Regions from separate parts of the Homo sapiens genome. Here region 2 is linked to region 1. Evidence: read pairs that join two places in POLR2A ChIA-PET (ENCODE). Cell type or tissue: OCI-LY7. All regions are shown on one strand. Each heading gives the region's core, and the rest is flanking DNA. Links, peaks and the distances in the headings are about the cores only.

Evidence for each region. Peaks named below come from ENCODE experiments on the same cell type or tissue, not always from the same donor. Only the 100,000 strongest peaks of a DNase experiment are listed, where the experiment ranks them.
Region 2: POLR2A ChIA-PET joins it to region 1 with 25 read pairs; 3 of 35 experiments call an interaction of 5 or more read pairs at or near these places.

Annotation. Positions count from the first base shown.
Region 1 is chr17:75,292,936-75,298,425 of GRCh38, reverse strand. LOC124904059 (a long non-coding RNA gene) reads right to left here and starts at 2,907. Exons shown (of 2, transcript XR_007065908.1): 1 at 2,783-2,907; 2 at 547-715. RefSeq lists enhancers at 338-417, 588-847, 2,260-2,309, 2,350-2,399, 2,420-2,509 and 1 more and a silencer at 3,700-3,889. In OCI-LY7, for the core only: no CTCF peak of the experiment used is centred there; DNase peaks (open chromatin) are centred at 795, 1,749, 2,525 and 2,885; H3K4me3 peaks cover 2,915 bases; H3K27ac peaks cover 4,987 bases.
Region 2 is chr17:76,754,313-76,759,575 of GRCh38, reverse strand. The region is part of intron 8 of MFSD11 (major facilitator superfamily domain containing 11); the gene reads right to left. Among named protein-coding and RNA genes, the nearest start is that of MFSD11, 19 kb to the right of the region's middle. RefSeq lists enhancers at 2,978-3,477, 3,478-3,979. In OCI-LY7, for the core only: a CTCF peak has its summit at 1,088; no DNase peak of the experiment used is centred there.

The DNA.
Region 1 (5,490 bases), core at 252-5,251:
TCCACCCACCTCGGCCTCCCAAAGTGCTGGGATTACAGGAGTGAGCCACCGCGCCCAGCCAGAAAATTCTTTCTCACAGAAGCTCAGAAACAGGTGATGAGTGAGGAGGCGTGGTCACCCACAACAGTTGATGATCTGGTCAAAGAGAACCAAATGCCGAAAACCACAAAGCTGGAAGCCTTGAGACCCTCCAGCAAACTTGGGAACCCTTCTTCTCTGGCCTGGTATTGACATTTCCTGTAGCCTCTTTTTGGAATTTCCTGTAGCGAAACAACGGAGTTTCGCTCCTGTTGCCTAGGCTGGAGTGCAATGGCGCGATCTCAGCTCACAGCAACCTCCGCCTCCCGGATTCAAGCCATTCTCCTGCCTCAGCCTCCAGAGTAGCTGGGATTACAGGCAGGTGCCACCACGCCCAGATAATTTTTATAGTTTTAGTAGAGACGGGGTTTCACCATGTTGGCAAGGCTGGTTTCAAACTCCTAACCTCAAGTGATCTGCCTGCCTCGGCCTCCCAAAGTGCTGGGATTACAGGCATGAGCCACCTCACCCAGCTAGTTTTTTATTATTAGTAGAGACAGGGTTTCACCACGTTGGCCAGGCTGGTCTCAAACTCCTGACGTCAGATGATCCGCCCGCCTCGACCTCCTGAAGTGCCGGCATTACAGACGTGAGCCACCGCACCCGGCGCCCTGTAGCCTCTTGATGTTTGACTCCCCTGAGAAGAGCAACAGAAGAAAGTCAAAATGGGTAAGAAATCAGCTATTGAAAGTTACTGGACAGTGAATCCTCTCTTTCTTTCTTTCTTTTTTTTTTTTATTTTAGTTTACTGGTGTTTGAGTCATTTGCTGAGTAAATCTGAAAGAACAAAGAAAAAAAGGAACTGTTGCCAAGGTGCCCCTATCTTTGGGGCTTGCAGCCTATCAGAACTTCCTCCAGAATCCTCCATCAGTGGTTGGCTTCTCATTATTTCCTCAGCCCTTTAGCTCTATTAAGTTTTAAAAAATAAAATGAAGGCCGGCCATAGTGGCTCATGCCTGTAATCTCAGCACTTTGGAAGGCCAAGGTGGGTGGATTGCTTGAGGTCAGGAGTTCAAGACCAGCCTGGGCACACCCCGTCTCATTTAAAAATAAAATAAAATAAAATAAAATGATGGAGATTTATATCCATGCAAAAACCTGCACATGAAGGCTTATGGCAACTTTATTCATAAATGCTAAAGCTTGGAAGCAACTAAGATGTCCTGTTTTTTTGGGTTTTTTGAGACGGAGTCTCGCACTGTCACCTGTGCTGGAGTACAATGGCATGATCTCAGCTCACTGCAACCTCCGCCTCCCAGGTTCAATCAATTCTCCTGCCTTAGCCTCCTAAGTAGCTGGGATTACAGGCGCCTACCACCACGTCCAGCTAATTTTTTGTATTTTTAGTAGAGACGGGGGTTTCACTATGTTGGCCAGGCTGGTCTCGAACTCCTAACCTCGTGATCTGCCCACCTCGGCCTCCCAAAGTGCTGGGATTACAGGCATGAGCCACTGTGCCCAGCTAAGACATCCTTTAATAGGTGAATGGATAAGCAAACTGTGTGCTGGAACCGCACAATGAAATGTTATTCCACACCAAAAAGAAACACACTATCAGGCCAGGAGAAATTGTGGAAAAACCTTAGCTGCATATTGCTGAGTGAAAGAAAGCCTGATCCAAGAGGGCAAGAATTCTGATTGATTCACTGCTGAATCTCCAACATCTAAAACAGTGTCTGGCCAAAACAGGCCCTCAATATTTGATGAGTTGTTGTTTTTTTTAAGTCCAGGCATATGGTGGCTCAAACCCTTGATCCCAGCACTTTGGGAGGCTGAAGCGAGGTGATTGCTTAAGGCCAGGAGCTCGAGACCAGCCTGGACAACATAGTGAGACTCCATCTCCATTAAAAAAAAAAAAAAAAAAAAAAAAGGCCGGGCACAGTGGCTCACGCCTGTAATCCCAGCACTTTGGGAGGCTGAGGCAGGTGGATCACGAGGTCAAGAGATCGAGACCATCATGGCTAACACGGTGAAACCCCGTCTCTACTAAAAATACAAAAAATTAGCTGGGCGTGGTGGCAGGTGCCCGTAGTCGCAGCTACTCGGGAGGCTGAGGCAGAATGGCTTGAGCCCGGGAGGCAGAGCTTGCAGTGAGCCGAGATTGCGCCACTGCACTCCAGCCTGGGCAACAGAGCGAGGCTCCGTCTCAAAAAAAAAAAAAAATGCAGATTATATTTTAGAACTGTGGAGGTGCAGAGGCAGCAAGGCTTGACCTACCCTGTAGTCCAACTCCATCTGAACAGATGAAGGAACTGCAGCCCAGAGAAGGAAAGTTACTTGCCAGAGACACACAGCAAGTTGCCTTCTGACTTTCAGGCCTCTTACAGAGAGCTGACCAACTCAGTTAGATGTTAAGAGACTCATTTGCCTCAGAAGCATCAGCTCAAGCAGCTGCTAAATACCAACTCTATTTGGTCAAGGCCAAGGAGATATTTACTCCTTCTTAGGAGGCGGGGGAAGTCCAAAGGAGCTTTTTATAGGCCTCTTTAGGGTAAGTGTTGGTGAAGTCACAGAAGGATTCACTTCCCCAAGCTGACGGGAACCGTTACTTTCTGGTTTCTCTTTTCAGATTTACTAAACATATTTAACTTAAAATGAAATGGCCAAATTTGAAATATATAAAAACTACAATCCGGGTCAGCCCAGGAAAACTAGCATCTACCTCCAGTCTCATCTCATCCCAGCCACCAATTTGCCACCTGACCTTGAGGGACTGCAGGCACATCTCCTAGTCCTTCTGGGCCCCGGCCAGATGAAATGACCTCCATGAATCTTTCCAGTTCTGACCATCTGTGGTGCCCTGGGTCTAAGTCACCCTACAATTAGCCTGTAGTCAAAGGTCCTTCCTGGCTTATCTGCTGATTGGCCTTTGAAGAGGCCCATTCTAAAATGTGGGTTTGCTCTAGTTCAGGAAAACAAAGTAGGGCCAAAGATCTCCTTAGCCAAAGAGATGATCTGGAAAGAGGTTAGCAATCAGTTCACAAACTGACCTGGACAACAGAGATAAAACATGAGGGCTGCACTTGCATGGGGAAATAAGGCAATCCCTAAGCAAGGAGACAGAGGGAGTGAGGGAGGACAGTGCAGCCCGGAAGACCACAGTGAGGGACGCTTTCGACTAGAACAGGAAGTCAAATTTCTTTTTTAGGTTCTGCCCATTATGGGCCAACTTAACATCTTTATTTTTATTTATTTATTTATTTTTGTTTATTTTTGAGATGGAGTCTTGCTGTGTTGTCCAGGCTGGAGTGGAGTGATCTCGGCTCACTGCAACCTCCTCCTCCCAGGTTCAAGTGATTCTCCTGCCTCAGCCTCCTGAGTAGCTGGGATTACAGGTGCCCACCACCACGCCCAGATAATTTTTGTATTTTTAGTAGAGACGGGGTTTCACCATGTTGGCCAGGCTGGTCTCGAACTCCTCACTTCAAGTGATCCACCTGTCTCGGCCTCGCAAAGTGCTGGGATTACAGGCATGAGTCACTGCACCAAGCCCACCTTAACATCTTTTTTTTTTTTGAGATGGAGTCTCACTCTTGCCACCCAGGCTGGAGTGCAGTAGTGTGATCTCAGCTCACTGCAACCTCCGCCTCCTGGGTTCAAGTGATTCTCCTGCTTCAGCCTCCTGAGTAGCTGGGATAACAGACACCTGCCACCATGCCCAGCTAATTTTTGTACTTTTAGTAGAGACGGGGTTTCACCATGTTGGCCAGGTTGGTCTTGAACTTCTGACCTTAGGTGACCCATTCACCTCGGCCTCCCAAAGTGCTGGTATTACAGGCGTGAGCCATCGTGCCCGGCAACACCTTTAACTATCTTTTTCCTGTGTGGACAATGCTTATCATTACTTGCATTGAGTGAAAAAAGAAAAAAGGTCATCATTTTGTGTACACATGAACTGATTTTCAACAAACATGAACAGAGCAGTTTAGTGGAGAAAGAATAGACTTTTCAACAAAAACAGAGTTCCATGTACTAGAACAATTAAATATCCAAGTACAAGAAAAAAACCTTCAATATCTCATACCAAACAAAAAATAACTAAAAATGGATCAGAGACCTAGATGTAAAACCTAAAACTATAAAATTTCTATTAGAAAACATAGGAGAAAATCTTTATAACCTTTGACTAGGCAAAGATTTCTTTGGTAAAGGCCAGGCATGGTGGCTTACACCTGTAATCCCAGGACTTTGGGAGGCCCAGGAGTTTAAGACCAGCCTGAGCAGCATAGGGAGATCCTATGCTGTCTCTACCAAAAATTAAGGCCAGGCACGGTGGCTCATGCCTGTAATCCTAGCACTTTGGGAGGCTGAAGCAGGCAAATCACTTGAGGTCAGGGGTTTCACAATGTTGGCCAGGCTGGTCTCAAACTCCTGACCTCAAGATGACCAACCCAGCTTGGCCTCCCAAAGTGCTGGTACAGGTGTGGGCCACCGCATCTGGCCAGGAACCAATTCTTTTTTGAGACACGATGGCTGCAAACATCACAAAATGACAGACAAGCAGGCATTATGGTGTTCCTCATGGAAATACACAACACCATGTAAGTAGTCTCATTTAAAAAAAAAAAAAAAAAAAAAAAAAACGTTGGCCGGGCGCCGTGGCTCATGCCTGTAATCCTAGCACTTTGGGAGGCTGAGGCAGGTGGATCACCTGAGGTCAGGAGTTCGAGACCAGCCTGACCAACATGGTGAAATCCCATCTCTACTAAAAATACAAAAATTAGCCGGGCATGGTGGAGGGCATCTGTAATCCCAGCTACTCAGGAGGCTGAGGCAAGAGAATTGCTTGAACCCAGGAGGCAGAGGTTGCAGTGAACCAAGATTGTGCCACTGCACTCCAGCCTGGGCAACAGAGCGAGACTGTCTTTACAAAAAAAAAAATCAGGCCAGGCACAGTGGCTCATGCCTGTAATCCCAGCACTTTGGAAGGGCAAAGTGGGCAGATCACTTGAGGTCAGGAGTTTGAGACAAGCCTGGCCAATGTGGTGAAACGTCATCTCCACTAAAAGTACAAAAATTAGCCAGGTTTGGTGGCATGTGCCTGTAGTACCAGCTACTCAGGAGGCTGAGGCAGGAGAGTCGCTTGAACCCTGGAGGCGGAGGTTGCAGTGAGCCAAGATCACACTACTGTATGACTGTACTCCAGCCTGGACAACACAGCAAGATTCTGTCTAAAAAAAAAAAAAAAAAAAGGCTGGGCGCAGTGGCTCACGTCTGTAATCCCAGCACTTCGGGAGGCCAAGGCGGGCAGATCATGAGGTCAGGAATTTGAGACCAGCCCAACCAACATGGTGAAACAACCCCGTCTCTACTAAAAATACGAAAATTAGCTGGGCGAGGTGGCACATGCCTGTAATCACGACTACTCAGGAGGCTGAAGCAGGAGAATCGCTTGAACTCAGGAGGCGGAGT
Region 2 (5,263 bases), core at 264-5,263, 1.5 Mb before region 1:
GGCTGAGGCAGGAGAATCGCTTAAACCTGCGGGGCGGAGGTTGCAGTGAGCTGAGATCGCGCCACTGCACTCCAGCCTGGGTGACAGAGCCAGACTCCATCTCAAAAAAAGAAAAATACAAAAAATTTAGCTAGGTGTGGTGTCAGGCACCTGTAATCCCAGCTACTCAGGGGATTGAGGCAGGAGAATCACTTGAACCCAGGAGGCGGAGATTGTAGTGAGCTGAGATAGAACCACTGCACTCCAGCCTGGGTGACAGAGTGCCAGTCCATCTCAAAAAAAAAAAGAAAAAGAAATATATTTTATTGTATTTTATTTTTTTGGGACAAGTTCTTGCTCTGTCACCCAGGCTGGAATGCAGTGGTGTGATCATAATTCTCTGCAGCCTCAATCTCCCAGGCTCAACTGATGCTCCTGCCTCAGCCCTCCAAGTATTAATAGCTGGGACGTGCCACCATTCCCAGCTAATTTTTATTTTATTTTTTTATTTTTAGTAGAGATAAGGTCTCACTATGTTGCTTAGGCTGGTCTCGAACTCCTGAGCTCAAGTTATCCTCCCAACTTTGGCCTCCCAAAGTGCTGGTATTACAGGTGTGAGCCACTGTGCCTGACTCAAAATTTGTGTTAATCAACTGTTTATGTTATCAGTAAGGCTTCCGGTGAACAGTGACCTTAGTTAAGTATTGAGGGAGTCAAAAGTTATATGTGTATTTTCAACTGTGTGTGGGGGGTAGGGGTGTGTGGAATGGAGTGTCCATGCCCCACGCTGTTCAAGGGTCAATTATACTTAAGTTGTAACAATTTTTTCCATATTTGTAAAATGCCTCTTTTCTACTGGAGTGTTTATACTTTTCTTATTGGTTCATAACAGCTCTTTATCACATATTGCAAATATTTTCCCCAGATTTTCCTTGCCGTTTCAAGTTTGTTAGGTTGTGTTGACTGAAGTTTTACATTTATTTTCTTCAATCACTTTTTTTTTTTTTTTTTTTTTGAGACCTGGTCTCGCTCTGTGCCCATGCTGGAGTGCAGTGGCGCCATCACTGTTTACTGCAGCCTTGACCTCCAGGGCCCAAGCAATCCTTCCACCTCAGCCTCCCAAGTAGCTGGGGCTGCAAGTGCATGCCCCAAAACCCAGCTAATTTTTGTACCTTTTGTAGAGAGAGAGGTGCATCATGTTGCCCAGACTACTCTCAAACTCCTGGGCTCAAGCAATCCCCCCATCACCTTGGCTTCCCAAAGTGCTGGTATTACAGGCATGAACCACTGTGCCCAGCCTCAATTACTTTTATAGTTTCATTTTTATATTTAACCTTTAATCTACTAAAAGTTTTAATATAAAGTGAAGTATGGATCTATATTATTTTTCTATGCAGTCAGCTATCTAACCTTGCTTAAGACCCACTTTTATTGTATCCTATATTCCTCTATGAGCATGGGCTTGATTCTAGACTTTGTTTTATTGGTCTTGCTATTCTGATGTTTGCAAATGAATCTGCAATAGGTTTTAGTGTTTACTAGGATAAGTCTCTTGCCTTCTTTGAGAACATTTTTTGTTTTTTTTTTGAGACACAGTCTCGCTCTGTCACCCAGGCTGGAGTACAGTGGTGCAATCTTGGCTCACTGCAACCTCCGCCTCTTGGGTTCAAGCAATTCTCTGCCTCAGCCTCCCAAATAGCTGAGATTACAGGCACCCACCACCATGCCTGGCTAATTTTTTTGTATTTTTAGTAGAGACAGGGTTTCACCATCCTGGCCAGGTTGGTCTTGAACTCCTGACCTCGTGATCCACCTGCCTTGACCTCCCAAAGTACTGGGATTACAGGCATGAGCCACCGTGCCCGGCCTGAGAACATTTTCTTGGCTGTTTTCAGACATTCATCCTAGTAGAAGAACTTTAGCATTGTTTCCTCAAGATCAAAAAATCAATGTTTAAAAACTTTACGAACATATTTTAGAAGCACACTAAACGTATAAATTCAGTCTGGGAAGTAAGTGATTTTAGATAGTATGTAGGAACCTTCTCTGTACAACATTCATCACAGCCCCAACCACAGGAATGTCATGATTAATTAATAAATGAAGCACTGGCCACACACAGGCCACATGAAGCCTTGCCATTCATTCTCCCTCTCTCCCTATGCCTCTGGCTCCCTTGCCACCTCACGACTTCCTGTTGTGCCCCAATTGCCCAGGAACTGGCCCCTGAGTCTACTTTCCCTGCAGCACCCTACGTGCCATACCTTCTCCCTCTTCAAACCTGACAGCCCAATATCCTATGATAAATCAATCCTATCAAGTAACTGACAAGCTCCGTAATGCAAAGCATGTGGCCCAAAATGTGTCAGTGCCTCCTTTTACAGACAGAGTTGAGGCAAAGTCTGTCCAACTGTCTAGGTGAGATGTCCTGAATCTGGTTAACATTAACAGACAGCCAGAGGGGGATCTATGATGGAGCAGCTTCACCATGGCTGGGGACACCATCCCATAAGCCAGGTCATCTACCTCCCTTTAACGACTCCGATCTCACCAAGTAAGCCAATGTGGCTTTCTAGCCTGCTGACAACAAGAAGGAAATATCCATGAAAGGGCTCACTAAGAAATGTCAAGTGCCATCAAAAATGGTTAAATTGCCATTTCTATGAGTTTAGCTTGAGTCCTTTTCCCCTCTGGCCTCTGTGATCAATAATGGGTATTCTTTTTTTTTTTTTTTTCTGAGATGGAGTCTCACTCTGTCGCCCAGGCTGGAGTGCAGTGGCGCAATCTCGGCTCACTGCAACCTCCGCCTCCTAGGCTCAAGCAATTCTCCAGCCTCAGCCTCCTGAGTAGCTGGGATTACAGGCATCCGCCACCATGCCTGGCTAATTTTTGTATTTTCAGTAGAGATGGGTTTCACCATGTTGGCCAGGCTGGTCTTGAATGCCGGACCTCAAGTGATCCTCCCACCTCAGCCTCCCAAAGTGATGGCATTATAGGCATGAGCCACTGCACCCGGCCTAATAATGGGTATTCTGACAGACAAGTTTCTAGGCCTGCAAAGATGAAAGCCAAACTTTTGACAGTGATTGACCTCCTACCTTGCTAAGGGAGTCAGAGTATAATCCTTTTAATTATCACGTGTGGCTCAATTTATAATTATAAATGCATTCCCGAGCCAGGTGTGGTGGCTCACGCCTATAATCCCAGCACTCTGGGAGGCCGAGGCGGGTGGATCACTTGAGGTCAGGAGTTTGAGAACAGCCTGGCCAAAATGGAGAAACCCTGTCTCTACTAAAAAATGCAAAAATTAGCTGGGCGTGGTGGCACGTGCCTGTAGTCCCAGTTACTCAGTAGGCTGAGGCAGGAGAATCACTTGAATCCGGGAGGCAGAGGTTGCAGTGAGCCAAGATGGTGCCAGTGCACTCCAGCCTGGGCAACAGAGCATGACTCTGTTTCAAAAAAAAAAAAAAAAAATCTGGGTGCAGTGGCTCATGCCTGTAATCCCAGCAGTTTGGGAGGCCAAGGCGGGTGGATCACCTGAGGTCGGGAGTTTGAGACCAGCCTAACCAACGTGGAGAAATCCCATCTCTACTAAAAATACAAAAATTAGCCAGGTGTGGTGGCACATGCCAGTAATCCCAGCTACTTGGGAGGCTGAGGCAGGAGAATCGCTTGAACCCAGGAGGTGGAGGTTGTGGTGAGCTGAGATCGCACCATTGCATTCCAGCCTGGGCCACAAGAGCAAAACTCCATCTCAAAAAAAAAAAAAAAAAAAAAAAAAAAATATATATATATATATATATATGTATACACACACACACACACACGTACATATATACATATACACATATATATACATATATATACATATACACATATATATACACATATATATATGTAAAAAACTATGAATATATTCCTGAAACAATATACTACGTATAGAAGGCTCAGACTCCCATGCTCATAGACCTTTTCTAAAAAAACAAGCTACAGGCATTTCTGGCCAAGAGTTAACAAGCTTTGTGTCATCTGAGCCAGGCCATGGCTGATTAGATCAAGAATCTGCACTCCAGCCCAAGGCAACCTAGAAACTAATCATAAGTACTCAAGGGCCATAAGGGCCACATGTCATTAACGCCCTGTGGCCTACAATAGGCTTAATGAATATACATGGTCTCAAAAGGCTGCTCTCTTCTTGAGAATAACTGCCCCAGTCAGATTCCCTCTCCTGAGAAGACAAAGAAGCTGAGAGAGCCATAGGCAGAAGCAAAAGGGACTCACTGGAAGTTTCTGAAGGAAATTAAGAGAATCTGGCTCAAATCCCAATTCAGCCACCTACTAACTGGTTGATCTTGGGTAAATTATTTAATTTTTTTTTTTTTTTGAGACAGTCTCACAGCTGCCCAGGCTGGAGTGCAGTGGCGTGATATCAGCTCAGTGCAACCTCCACCTCCTGGGTTCAAGCAATTCTCTTGCCTCAGTCTCCCAAATAGCTGGGACCACAGGCGCCCGCCACCACACCCGACTAATTTTGTATTTTTAGTAGAGATGGGGTTTCGCCATGTTGGCCTGGCTGGTCTCAAACTCCTGACCTCAAGTGATCCACTCACCATGACCTCCCAAAGTGCTGGCATTACAGGTGTGAGCCACCATGCCTGGCCCTTAAATTATTTAATTTCTCTAAGCCTCAGTTTTCTGTTCTGTTAAACTGAGACAATGATAGGTGTGTATTATATAATACTCGTAGAATTGTGAGAATTACATAGAGTAAAAAACAAAGAATTCAGCAGAGTCTTTGGCCAGGAAGACTTCTCAATGCATGAACATGATTATTCTTACTACCTTCTGGGTCACTGGAGCTACTGCTTTGCTCCAAGAAGTAGCAAGCAATCTGCTCTTTTTTTTTTTTTTTTGAGATGGAGTCTCCCTCTGCCACCCAGGCTGAAGTGCAGTGGGGCAATCTCGGCTCACTACAACCTCCACCTCCCAGGTTCAAGCAATTCTCCTGCCTCAGCCTCCTGAGTAGCTGGGACTACAGGTGCATGCCACCACGCCCGGCAAATTTTTTATATTTTTAGTAGAGAAGAGGTTTCGCCATGTTGGCCAGGCTGGTCTTGAACTCCCGACCTCAGGTGATCCGCCTGCCTTGGACTCCCAAAGTGCTGAGATTACAGGCGCGAGTCACTGCGCGCAGCCACAATCTGCTCTTAATTACCCTGCAAAAATCCCAGGAAGACTCTCAACTTCAGGGAGAACCTGAGTGCTATGCAGCCTCTTTCCACTT